Linked DNA regions of Homo sapiens: region 2 is linked to region 1. A link is an interaction called in ENCODE POLR2A ChIA-PET data of the cell type or tissue named here. Cell type or tissue: CD4-positive, alpha-beta T cell. All regions are shown on one strand. Links, peaks and the distances in the headings refer to the core of each region. The heading gives the core; the rest is flanking DNA.

The links. Peaks named below come from ENCODE experiments on the same cell type or tissue, not always from the same donor. Only the 100,000 strongest peaks of a DNase experiment are listed, where the experiment ranks them.
Region 2: POLR2A ChIA-PET joins it to region 1 with 6 read pairs; 2 of 35 experiments call an interaction of 5 or more read pairs at or near these places.

What each region holds. Positions count from the first base shown.
Region 1 is chr1:16,887,097-16,893,182 of GRCh38, forward strand. It overlaps TRN-GTT4-1 (tRNA-Asn (anticodon GTT) 4-1), which reads left to right and starts at 2,581; the gene lies at 2,581-2,654. It overlaps LOC105376805 (a long non-coding RNA gene), which reads right to left and starts at 2,570. Exons shown (of 2, transcript NR_135059.1): 1 at 2,452-2,570; 2 at 1,442-1,686. It also overlaps the pseudogene LOC107985101. In CD4-positive, alpha-beta T cell, for the core only: a CTCF peak has its summit at 2,066; a DNase peak (open chromatin) is centred at 2,505; H3K4me3 peaks cover 1,274 bases; H3K27ac peaks cover 887 bases.
Region 2 is chr1:16,555,845-16,561,930 of GRCh38, forward strand. No RefSeq gene overlaps it. Among named protein-coding and RNA genes, the nearest start is that of TRG-CCC1-1, 13 kb to the left of the region's middle. In CD4-positive, alpha-beta T cell, for the core only: no CTCF peak of the experiment used is centred there; no DNase peak of the experiment used is centred there.

The DNA of each region.
Region 1 (6,086 bases), core at 505-5,504:
CCCACCGCACCCACCGCCCTCCTTGGTCCTCTCACTGTCTGAAGCGGGCAGTAATGTTCAGGGTGAGCTTGGGCTCCGAAGACACCCAGTCAAGGAGGGACCAGTAGGGAAGGGCACTGGCCCCTTAGGTCCTTCCCAGCTAGGGATCCGAAAAAGTTCTTGAAGAAATAGAAAGGGAGAGTTGGAAGTAGATCAAAGGGAAAGAAAGAAAATCCTAGATTTCCTATCTGAAGGCACCATGAAGAGAAAGTCCGCCTCCTCTGGGCCGCGTCCTCACGTCGCTGGTGAACCAAGTTCTGTTCTCCATTGGAGACCAAATCAGTTGACTTTGGCTTGACTCCTAGTGAAGGAGCCCCGCTTTGTCCTCCCCTGTTTAGCTCTTGATCCTGAAGCACTTGATTGTCTCTCCCGGGCTTTTGATGGATTTCAGGGATGCAACTGAGAAATTTGTTTTTAATGCACTTAATTGAAGTAAGAATATTTTAAAGTATTTTGGCAAAGAAAAACGTTTCCTTTTGCAATGAAGACATTCAGATGTAAGGAAAATCACTAGGCTCTCACAAACACAAATTCCATGTCAGCAAGTAGATTTGACCCTCAGGTTGGGCACACTTTAAGTGTACTGTTGGAACTTAAGATGAATCTAGGACATTCATGATTAATATTTTTAGTTTTTTAGTACAATTTAATATTTTAAATTTAAATACACATTCTGAAAATTGTATAACCAGCACAAGAAACCGGCTTTACGCCATATTTACAAACATAGGAAAGAAAGATGATATTTTAAATGACAATGCTTCATAAATGGCAACATTTTTAAAGTACCTAGAGAAAAAAAGTTAATCTAGAATTCTATGCAAAAATAAAATTTCATAACTGTGAGTGAAATAAGGACATTGAAAAAATACAAAAGCTAAAAGAATTCACCAACCCATGCTGCAAGAAATCTTAAGAGTCCTCCAGGCAGAAGCAAAAGGATACCAGATAAAAATGCGGGCCTACACAAAGAAACGAATATTGGAAATGGCATTTAGAAAACATGTACTACACGTTTTCTTATAATTTAAATCTTTCAAAAAATATTTGACGTAATAAATAAAAGTAATAATGAATCACAAAGCTTATAGTGCATAAAGTAAAACTACATAACACTAGGATAAAGGCCAGAAAGGGAGGCATAATGACACTAGAAAGCAGACTATGATAAATTAAAGATGTATCCCGGAAACCCTAAAGCAGCCTCTTAAATAAGAAAAGGGTTATAGCTAATAAAGCAACAAAGGAAAGAAAACGGAATGAAATAAAAGCTATGTAAACACTATGCTGGAACAACTACTCTCCAGGCCTCCACCCTATAGAAATACACCAGTGGCCAATGAGAGTGTACAAGAATGATGACTGCAGCATTACTTGTAATCATAAAATGATAAAACCAACGTAAGTTTAAAGATATATGAAAAGGGTTTTATTTATTTAACAGACAGACAATGGAACAAGCAAACAATGGGAGCAAGTCCTTTGCCAAAAGGAACACAGAGGGTCATGATGATGCTACTCCTCCAAGGATTTCAGAGTTCCCAGACGCCTAGTTTTCTGTCTAGTTCTTCTGGAAGATGTTATTCTTGGGGAGCAATAGGTCCTCGAGTTTGGGGCTCTTTCAGGTTCTCTCTCCATTTCCCCATTCTGCTACAATAAACAAACAAAAACAATTCTCACTTCCAGAAGATCCCGCCTGTGCCTCTGCATGCGCCTTTCAGGAGGTCTGGATGTCTGGTCCACCGCTCCCGGGCTTCTTTCCCAGCTTTTGCTTTTCCCTTTACCTGCTCTCGCCCTACGGCCCCAGGGCCGGACCACGGCCCAGCTGAGCCCCGCGGCTCCACCGCGCAGAAGGTGCGCCGGAGGCCCTGCCAGTTTCCCGCCCTGCAGGGTACTGAGAAATCAACGATTTGTAAAAAGAACTTCCCCATGGAAAAAAATCTGTTGATTTCCGCTCTCAGGGCTCTTCAAAGGACTAAAAGCTAAAGGCGACAATGAATTCATTCGACAAGTCCTAGTCGTGAGCCCTGGTGAGTGCCAGACCCTGCTCCCCCCGAGGGGACCCACGAGCGACCCTCACCACCATCCCTGCCCTGGTGGAGCCCCCGTGCGGAACACAGGATCCGAAGATGGCAGCGGAAGCTCCTCCGCGGCCCCGAGAGCGACTGGGCAGGGTGGGCACAGGCTCTTCAATGGGTGAAGGCGGCGCAAAGAACGGGAAGAACCATCCCAGGAGCCCACAGGGCGTTCAGCTTCCCTTGGGGCCCCAGGCGGCTCGGGCTGGGTCGCCGACCCGGGAGTTCCTGGAAGCTTCTGAAGCAGGCGAGGGGCAGGGCGGGCGAAGGCAATTCCGCTGTTCTGGCTCCAGAATCTCCTAACGCGCAGGCGTCCAACGTGACCGGCGCGACTCACCGCTCTAATCTCTCTGGTTTTCCAAGGCCTTGCTCGGTGGTCCTGCCGGGCGGGCTCTGGGAGTAGAGGGAAGGGAGTTAGTTCAGTGAGTGGGCCCTTCCCATATCACCAGTAGAAGCGGAAGCGCTTGTCTCTGTGGCGCAATCGGTTAGCGCGTTCGGCTGTTAACCGAAAGATTGGTGGTTCGAGCCCACCCAGGGACGCTTATTGGAACTTTTGAAGCATTCATGCATTGTCAATCACTAGGTAAATGGGGAAGATTTTATCTTCCCGAAGTCCCAAGCCACTCATTTATGACTGATCCATGTCAAGGGCCGCCCACCTCCCCGACCAGATTCTTAACCGGCTATCTCCTGAAATGCCGGGTTTACACCTGTGTAACTTAGGAATCCTGAAACAGAGACCTAGGAACCCACTTCTGGTGTGATAAAATTCTAATTCAGTCCCTTATACGCTTAAACAAGTAATTCACGTGCCTCCATTTTTTCATATTTTAGTAATAGGAGTCCAGTATTACCTCCAGGATGTGCCTGGGTTTCCTGATTGCTCTATCAATAATGTGACCAGTGGAATCTTTCATCATGATAGTGATCCTCTCCATCATTTTTGAAAACAGTATTTTTCCTCAGTCTGTGCATGATTTATTTAACCCTTTTCAAAATGTTTTTGTTAGCCAGGCATGGTGGCACACACCTGTAATCCCAGCTACTCAGGAGGCTGAGGCAGGAGAATCGTTTGAACTTGGGAGGTGGAGGCTGCAGTGAGCTGAGATTGCACCACTACACTCCAGCCTGGGTATCAGAGTGAGACTCCCATCTCAAAAAAAAAAAAATGTTTTTGAGATGATGTTGGTTTCATGGTTTTAGGATTACAAAGAATGCTGCAGTCACCATTCTTGTACAGATATCTTTGGTCATTGTGGAAATGTCTACACTGCAGACATTTCTATAGTGTAGAGAGCTGGATGCGCCATTGCTACATTATAGTGCTTATATAATGCTTCTAATTTGAGTCCATTCTGCAAATGTGTCTTTCACGGGAGCAGTACCAAATAATATTCCAATATGAATATTTATAAAATGAAAATGTGCAGATGTGCAGTTGAGCTGCATGCCTCTCCATGGGGCCCATGTTCATAAAATGGTGGCGTTAGCAATCATCTGAGAGTGGAGTTTGTGGCCCTCTGACGTCAAAATCTGAGGCAATGGACATGAAAACCCTCACTGTACATCCTCCGTAGTCTGGCCAGAATCATTCCTGGGTCGGTGGTCTCTTATCAGGAGGGAATGCTGCTTGCTTTTTTTGTCAAAACCACAAAAGGGAGGGAAAGCATCAGGCTGTTGGTTGATAACAGTAGTGAAGCAAGTCTCTCCAAAGGCTTGGTTTGTTAACCCTTAGGAAAAAAATCCTAATTCTTGCCAGATGGTGCCATGCATTTCCAGGCTCTTGGTGTCCCAAACAAAGAACTGTACATGACACACACAAAGCAGCAAAGCAAAGCAAAAGTTTATTAAGCATAGTAACACTCTCAGAGTGGGGAGAGTGGACTGACCTCTGGGATGTAAGATAAGTATTAGTTTGGTGTACTTTGGGTCGTTTTATGTGTGTTTTTTTTTCTTCTCTTCACAAGGATGCCTAATCGTTAGCCAGTGTTTGCCTTTTGATTGATAGGTGGGTTGCTTAGTTACTTTGGCCCTTGTGTGCTTGCACATTGGCTCCATCCCATAATTTTAAGTACATGCATGATGTGCAGTCCATATGCATGAGTTTTAATGAGCTGATTATCATACGGAGTCATGTTAAGGATACTTTTTTTCTCTCATGCACATGCCTATCTCTGAGGAGCTGCCCCTTTACTGGTTTGGATCTCGCTGGCCATGGGGTCCTTGCTTGCTTTTCTTTTTTTTTTTTTTTTTTTTTTTTGAGACAGAGTCTCGCTCTGTTGCACAGTCTGGAGTGCAGTGATGCAATCTCGGCTCACTGCAACCTCCGCCTCCCGGGTTCAAGCGATGCACCTGTCTCAGCCTCCCAAGTAGCTGGGAGTACAGGAGTGCACCACCACGCCCAGCTAATTTTTTGTATTTTTAGTAGAGATGGGGTTTCACCATGTTGGCCAGGCTGGTCTGAAACTCCTGACCTCAGGTGATCTGCCTGCCTTGGCCTCCCAAAGTGCTGGGATTACAGGCATGAGCCACCGTGCCCGGCCTTGCTTGCTTTTTTAAATCTTACTTTTTGTTTTGGCTGCTCAACTTCTGCCTTTTATCTTGCTTCTTGCTCTCCCACCCCATCACCTTGCTTCTGTTTCTGCTTTTACTCGTTCTGCCTTTTATCCAACTTCCAATTCCCTCTGCTGTTCTCCTGCCTCATAATGGCAGTTAGTGAGCGGGGGTTTTGAGGTGGCATGTCCAACCTCCTAGCCTGCCACATCCAGAAACTGCTTTCAAGGTTTCTCTGTGGTCCTGTCAGCCAAGAGGGAGTCCGCAGTTGACTGTAGGGACTAGGGCTTATTTTCATTTCTCAATCCTGACAAGGTAAGGCTGGATTAACGCAGATTCTCTGCAGGTGTAAATTTCCCCTACAGAAGACAGTTTTGCAGAGTTCCTTCTGTTTGCTGGTTCTCTGACAGCCATCTTAAAATATGCCAAAGAAATACATTCTGGGGTAAAATATTTTGATTCTCTTCATCTATCTACAGCTTCACCATGCTGGCAGCCTCCAATCCAAGCATACCTGAAACCTTCTTTTTTTTTTTTTTTTTTTTTTGGTTTGAGACAGAGTCTCGCTCTGTCACCCAGGCTGGAGTGCAGTGGCATTATCTCGGCTCACTGCAAGCTTCGCCTCCCAGGTTCACGCCATTCTCCTGCCTCAGCCTCTGGAGTAGCTGGTACTACAGGTGCCTGCCACCGCACCAGACTAATTGTTTGTATATTTTTTAGTAGAGATGGGGTTTCACCATGTTAGTTAGGGTGGTCTTGATCTCCTGACCTCGTGACCACCCACCTGGGCCTCCCAAAGTGAGCCACCACGCCCGGCCCCTGAAACCTTTCTTTTTAAAAAGCTTTCCCACCTTTATGACTGCCTTCAAGTCTCTGCCAAAACACAAGTAACAGTGACTGACTCCCTGCTATACCAAGCTCACAGTAAATAGCCTTTGCTGTTTTTCATTTGGTTGGTCTTTGTTTATTTGCAGAAGCTTCAATGTAGAGTTGACAAGGACTCCAATCTTTGACCAAACCTTAGTAGTTTCCTCTGAGCCCTTTTCTCTGTTACTTCTTGGCCTGCCAAGTCCAGCTTTAGGAAAGAATCCTGTTGAGTCTAGTTTAGCAAGAGTCCTCGCAACCACCTTTGATAGCTAATCAAGTTCCTCTTAGTAATTTTCCATCCACTGACTTTCTTATCTTGCCAATTGGCTATAATCCTCAACTCCTCCTGCTGTATTTGAGGTTGAGCCCAGTTCTCTGGGCTCAACCTCAAATACACGTGTCCAGTGCAGCCCCTCAGAAACTACCTTTGCAAAATTATGACAATCAGAGAAAGCTGACATGGCTGACTCCATCTTGGTTCTAGCCTCACAGGCTTGCTGTCTTTGCTCATTCCTGTGCAATTTCTCCCAAGCTATCTTTGGGAAAAATTGA
Region 2 (6,086 bases), core at 594-5,593, 330 kb before region 1:
GACACAAACATGTTAGAGGGTAAGGTAGTGAGAGGCATGTTTGGGGGTGGTGGTGATGAGCAAGTATGTGAAGGAGAGATAGTGCCTACGCTTGAAAATCAAAAAGGAATAATATCTATTTAGACATAAGGAGATAAATAACTAAATACTTGCTTCTATGTGATGAAACTCTGGGAGTACACAAGGGGACTGCTGTTTTACTAAACAAATTTTCCAGTCTATATAACTTTGATAAGGTATCCAAATAAAAAAATTCCTTTCCCATATATGTATGTGTATATATATGTATTTGTATACACATATATGTTTGCATTTTTGTATTTTGAATATAAATTTTTATAGAGTCCTGTGAACCCCTCTTTTCAATTAGGATTTGAGTTTGATGTCATGCATGCAATGTGATCCCACTGTGTGACTACAGAAATGTTGGCAAAAGTAAGTTCAGAGGAAATGGTAGGCAAGTACTTCCCAGTTTTGGCCAGAAGATGGAGAAAAAAAGAATTCTCATAAAATATTAAAAGTATGACTTGTTACAGCTTCTTTTCATAGTAATTTGGATAGAAATTAGCAAAATCAGAAATGTATAAATACTTTGGTCTGACAATTCCATCTCCAGGTATCTACGGAGAAATAGACAAGTGATGCACGACAGATACATGTGTCAGTCTGGTCTCTGCAGTTGTATTTGTAATAATACACATTGGAACAATGTCATGGCCATCGGTTAGAGAATGTTTGAAGAATGACCCATTCATATCAGGAAGGACGTTTCAAAGATCAAAGCCTGATGGAAATGCTGGAGGCCGTGACGCTGATAGGAGCTCATGCGTGTTGACCAATTGCTACGTGACAGGCATTGGCTCCACGCTTTTCCTGCACTGCTCGTTTAAACATTGGACAAATTAAGTGTTCTGATTTAGCCCATTAGACAGATAGAAATGGAAGCACAGAAAATTAATGGGTTTATCTTTAAACGCGAGCAGATTAGGTTTTTCACCCAGGGCCTGTGGCTTCACCATAGGTGTGATTCAGGTTCTGTTGTTCTCCACTTTAGGAATTCCCAGTATTCCAAATATGAGAAGCTGAGAAAACAAACAAACTCAAAACTCTAAAAACCGGGATAAGTAAGGGTAGATGTTTGCTGGGTGTGGATTAATAATGAACTTTTTTTGCCTCAAGCAACAAAGAGGCACCTTGGAAAATAGACAAGAGACAAGAAGAGGAGAAGCTTGAAGATATATTTGGTCCAAGGAAGAGACTCTTCAGAGGGAAGATCACATCAGCTAGAAACATTAATGCGACTGGATGGGCTCAAACCACCGACTTTTCAGTCAACTTCCGACAGCACTAACCTAGTGTTCCAGAGACCCTGCTTGTTAAACAGTGAAAGCTGTTGCTCAATTGTGTCATCCATAATTGTCAAATATTGTCATTTAGTAGCACAAGGAAGTATTCTCTGTTGCCAAGCTAGAGTACCCATAACTCTTCTGTTTTGTTGAACATTCTTCCCCACCACAAACCCTCTTTAGAAGACTGGTGGCTCCTAAAACATTGAGGCCAACAGACCTGTCCTTGTGCATGTTTGGGCATTGATCCAGGGCCAAATCAGTGGGAGACTCCTCCACGCACATGCCAGGTCCCCAGGTGACAACTGCAGTCTCTGGATCTGAGGTCATCCACTTTCCCATTCCTAGCTCACCTCACCCATCATGAAGCCTGGTTAGTATTGCCAGAGACCCGAGTGGGCAGGTGCCCGCACTAAAGACAGAACCTGCTGTGTGCCCACTTTGCTGATCCCTCCATCTTTCTAGACAAGGCTTTGTGAGCCAAGGACTTTGGGTTTGCTCACAAGGCAGCCCCTCACCTAGTAGGCATTAGTTCATTATGTATAGTATACGTATATGTGTATGTATATGTATATGTATATGTATATGTATATGTATATGTATATGTGTATGTGTATGTGTATGTGTATGTGTATGTGTATGTGTATGTATGTGTATGTGTATGTGTATATGTATATGTATATGTAGTCCTCAGGTTGTATTCCTTAAATATATATAATATATGTAATTCCTTAAATATATAATTTTAATACAAAATTTTTAAAAGATTCCTTTCATAAACATTTACAATAACACCAAGAAATATAAACTACATAGCAAAGATGTGAAAGCCAGCCAGGCGCAGCTTCAAATCCTAGCGCTTAGGAAGGCCGTGGCAGGAGGGTCGCTTGAGCTCAGAAGCTTGAAACTAGCTTAGGCAACATAGTGAGACCTCATCTCTACTGAAAATCAGAAAAATTATCCGGCTGTGGTGGTGTGAGCCTGTAGTCCCAGGTACTCAGTGGATGAGGCCCTAGGATGTCATCGGCCTGAGAATTCCATGCTGCAGTGAGCTGTGTGATCTTGCCACTGTACTCCAGCCTGAGTGAAAGAGTGAGATCGTGTCTAGAAACAAAAGAAGAAAAAAAAAAAGGTGTGAAAGCCTATATATTGAAGATTACCATGTATTACTGAGAGCAGTTAAAGACCTTTGGAATAGAGAACGTTCCTTCTTGCATTTCAAGATTGCTTTTGTTTTGGGGGGACACTTGCTGTTTTTTAGGAACATGAAGTTCTTCTCAGGCATTCCTGTAAAAAAAGCCACTTTTTGATAGGATTGTATTGAGTCTGTGGATTGCTTTGAGTTGTATTTTTATCTTAACCATGTTACAACTTCCAACCCATGGACACAAGATGTCTTTCCATTGATTTAGGTCTTCCTTAGTCTCCTCGAGCAATGTTCTGTAGTTGTCTGTGTACAAGTACTGCACCTTCTTGAACAAATTTATTCCCAGGCATATTATCCTTACAGGTGCTATTATAAATGAAATCATTGTGTCAGTTTACTTCTCAGATAGCTCATTGCCATCACAATGGATTGTTTGCTGAAAGTTTGCTGAATTCACTTATTAACTCTGATAGTGTGTGTGTGTGTGTGTGTGTGTGTGTGTGTGTGTCTGGTGTCTGTGTGCATGTATGTGTGTTTGCCTTTGTATGTATTGTTTGGGATTTTCTATGCATAGGATCACACCATCTGCAAATTGAGATCATTTTGTTTTCTGTTCAAAAATATTTTTTCTCATGTTTATTTTTGAAAGATAATTTGGCCAGGTGTAGACTTGTAGGTGACAGTTTTTCTTTTTTTAAGTACTTTATTGCAAACTTCTTGTTTGTAAAATTTCCTATGAGAAATCTTATGCCATCCTTATATTTAGTGCTCTGTATGTAACATGTTCTTTTCCCTTTTATTACTTTTAGGATTTCCTTTTTATCACTGGTTTTGATGGATTTGATTAAGGTGTTCCTTGGTGAAGTTTTCTGCATGTTTCTTGTTCTTGGGATAATCATATTTCTGTAATATTTGAAGTTTATGATTTCTATGGAGCTTCTAAATCTTTCATCCAGTATGTTTTAAATATCTTTTTCTCTCTTCTCCACTACCTGCCCTTCAGGGATTCCATTTAGCCCTATACTGGGGGGTTTAAAGTTTTGATGCTGATGGTCTTTATATGTTTTCAAGTCATTTGTTAATGTGTGTTTCATTTATGTTAGTTTCAACTTCTATTCCTTCTAGTTTAATAATCTTCTCTTCTGCAATATTTAATCCAGTGCCTTCTTCCATTTCACACTGTAAATCATAGTTTTTATCTACAGAATTTGATATTTAAAAAATCTTCAACCTCTCCATTTAATTAAAATACAATTATACTAATTGCGGTAACGTCCTTTTCTTCTATTTCCAACGTGTGTGTCAATTTCAACCAGATTATTAGATTCTTCAGTATGTGTCATGTTTTCCTGCTTCTTTGACTGCTTGATATTCTTTTATTTTTATTTATTTGTTTTTGGGGGGATGGAGTTTCACTCTCGTTGCCCAGTCTGGAGTGCAATTGTGTGATCTCAGCTCACTGCAACCTCTGCCTCCCAGGTACTCAAGCGATTCTCCTGTCTCCGCCTCCCAAGTAGCTCAGATTACAGGCATGCACCATCATGCCCAGCTAAACTTTTTGTGTTTAGTAGAGACAGGGCTTCACCATGCTAGTCAGGCTGGTCGTGAACTCCTGACCTCAGGTGATCCACCCGGCTGCTTGATATTCTAAGATTTGATGCTGGAGCTTTGGTGTCAATGCTCAAAAGTGCCCAAAGACACCACTCAACCTCAGTGTCTATGCACACCCAAGCTTTTGCAACAGGAGAGGTAGAGACAGCAGAGATGAATGTGCTACAACATGCTGGTAGAAGGTACCCCAATTGTGCTTGGGGCTTCCTATGCCTCATAGAATAATGTGCCTTCCTTAATTTTTCCCATAAGAACCACCCTACTTCATGCCCTGTCTCTCTGTCCAAACACCAGGACAGCCCTCAGACCAGTCTCAACCACCCAATGGATTGACAAAGGTCCAAATATGATTCAGTGGAGAAGGCATTCTCTTGTCAACAAATTGTGTAGAAACAACTGGACATGCATATCCCCAAAGGAAAAAGATTCACCTGAACCTCAATACTGACTCAAAAACTAACTCAAAATGGATTATGCAACTAAATATAAACTATAAAAGTAGAAAAAGTATAGCAGGAAATATAAGACAAAATCTTCACGACGCAGTTAGGCAAAGTGTTCTTTGTTATCAAGAAACACAAACCATTAAAGAAAACATTGATAAATTCAACTTTATAAAAAGTAAAAGTTTTTGCTCAACACGAGACAGTATTAAGAGAACAAATATAAGCTGCAGATTGGGAGAAAAACAGGGGAAATGACAAATGTGACAAAGGACAAGTGTGATAGTTACTTGCACGTGTCACTGTGACTGAGCACCAGGGTGCCGGGACATTCGGCCAAATGTGATTCTGGTTGTGTTCCAGAGAGTGTTTCACATATGATTAACATCGGGATGGGCAGACTAAGTGAAGCAGATTGCCCCCCTTAACGGGGGTGGGACTCATGCAATCAATCAAAGGTCAGGAGAGAATTAAGAGGCCTAATGGGAAACAAATGCTTTCCTGGGTATCCAGCTTTCCTTCCATCTTGGGAATTTCAGCCTCCATAATCTCAGAAACAAATTCACATATGTATACACACACATATACATTTCATAGGTATGTGGCTAAGATTGTATTTTTAAAAGTTCAGCCATGAGATGATTGGTGAAGCCAGCCAATGAATAAGGGTGTGTTCTATTATATGACTCAGTCTTCTTTTGTACACGATTGAAGTTCTGCATTTGAAGTAGGAGGACAGGAGAGAGCAAGTCCACCTAGGATGATAACAGCTGAATTTCTCAACAGACACTTCAAAGCCCTAGGCGTTAACTTAGAGAGTCAAAAATCCCACCCATAACCCTGCCCCTAAACGCCAGGGCTAGGGAACACTGTGGCCCTCAGGTGATTTTGTTTCACTTGGTCTGGGAGCCACACAAGGGCAGAGGGAGCAGGAAACACTAAGCAAATCGAGGCCAGGACAGCAGGGAGGGCCTGTTCATGACAGAACACAGGTAAAACTATCCTCAGAAAGAGCATGTGGAGAAACACAGATCATGCCTGAGACCTGGTGGATTAGAGCACTGGCTACTGGGGAATTGAAAGGAAGGGGCTTCACCATGCAGAGGACCAGAGGTGCCAGTCTTGGAAACGCAGAATTGCTGGGAGATGGGGAGGCATGGACAAAGGAAGCATCCTCTGGAGACTCATGGTGAAGAGAACAAATGAAGTAACTGGCAGAAATTATAGGTCCTGGTAGAACAAAATAGAATCCCACAATGAGAACATACAGCATGTATGTCCCGCAAGGAAGACAATAGCTCCTAAAAATGCAAGAAAAATCATTTTGGGCAAACACCTTATATCCAGTAATGCGATCCATGTATCAAGACCACGAGGAAGATTATTAAACATGCTAAACTCAGCGAGACCTGATTCCCTCATGAGGACTCTGTTAAGGATGAGTACCACTCAGCAAGTGATGACTGTGACATTCACTTTTGAACAGCTCATGAGCATTAATATATTTAATTGTGGATCTAAACCAAAAACCAAGGTGTG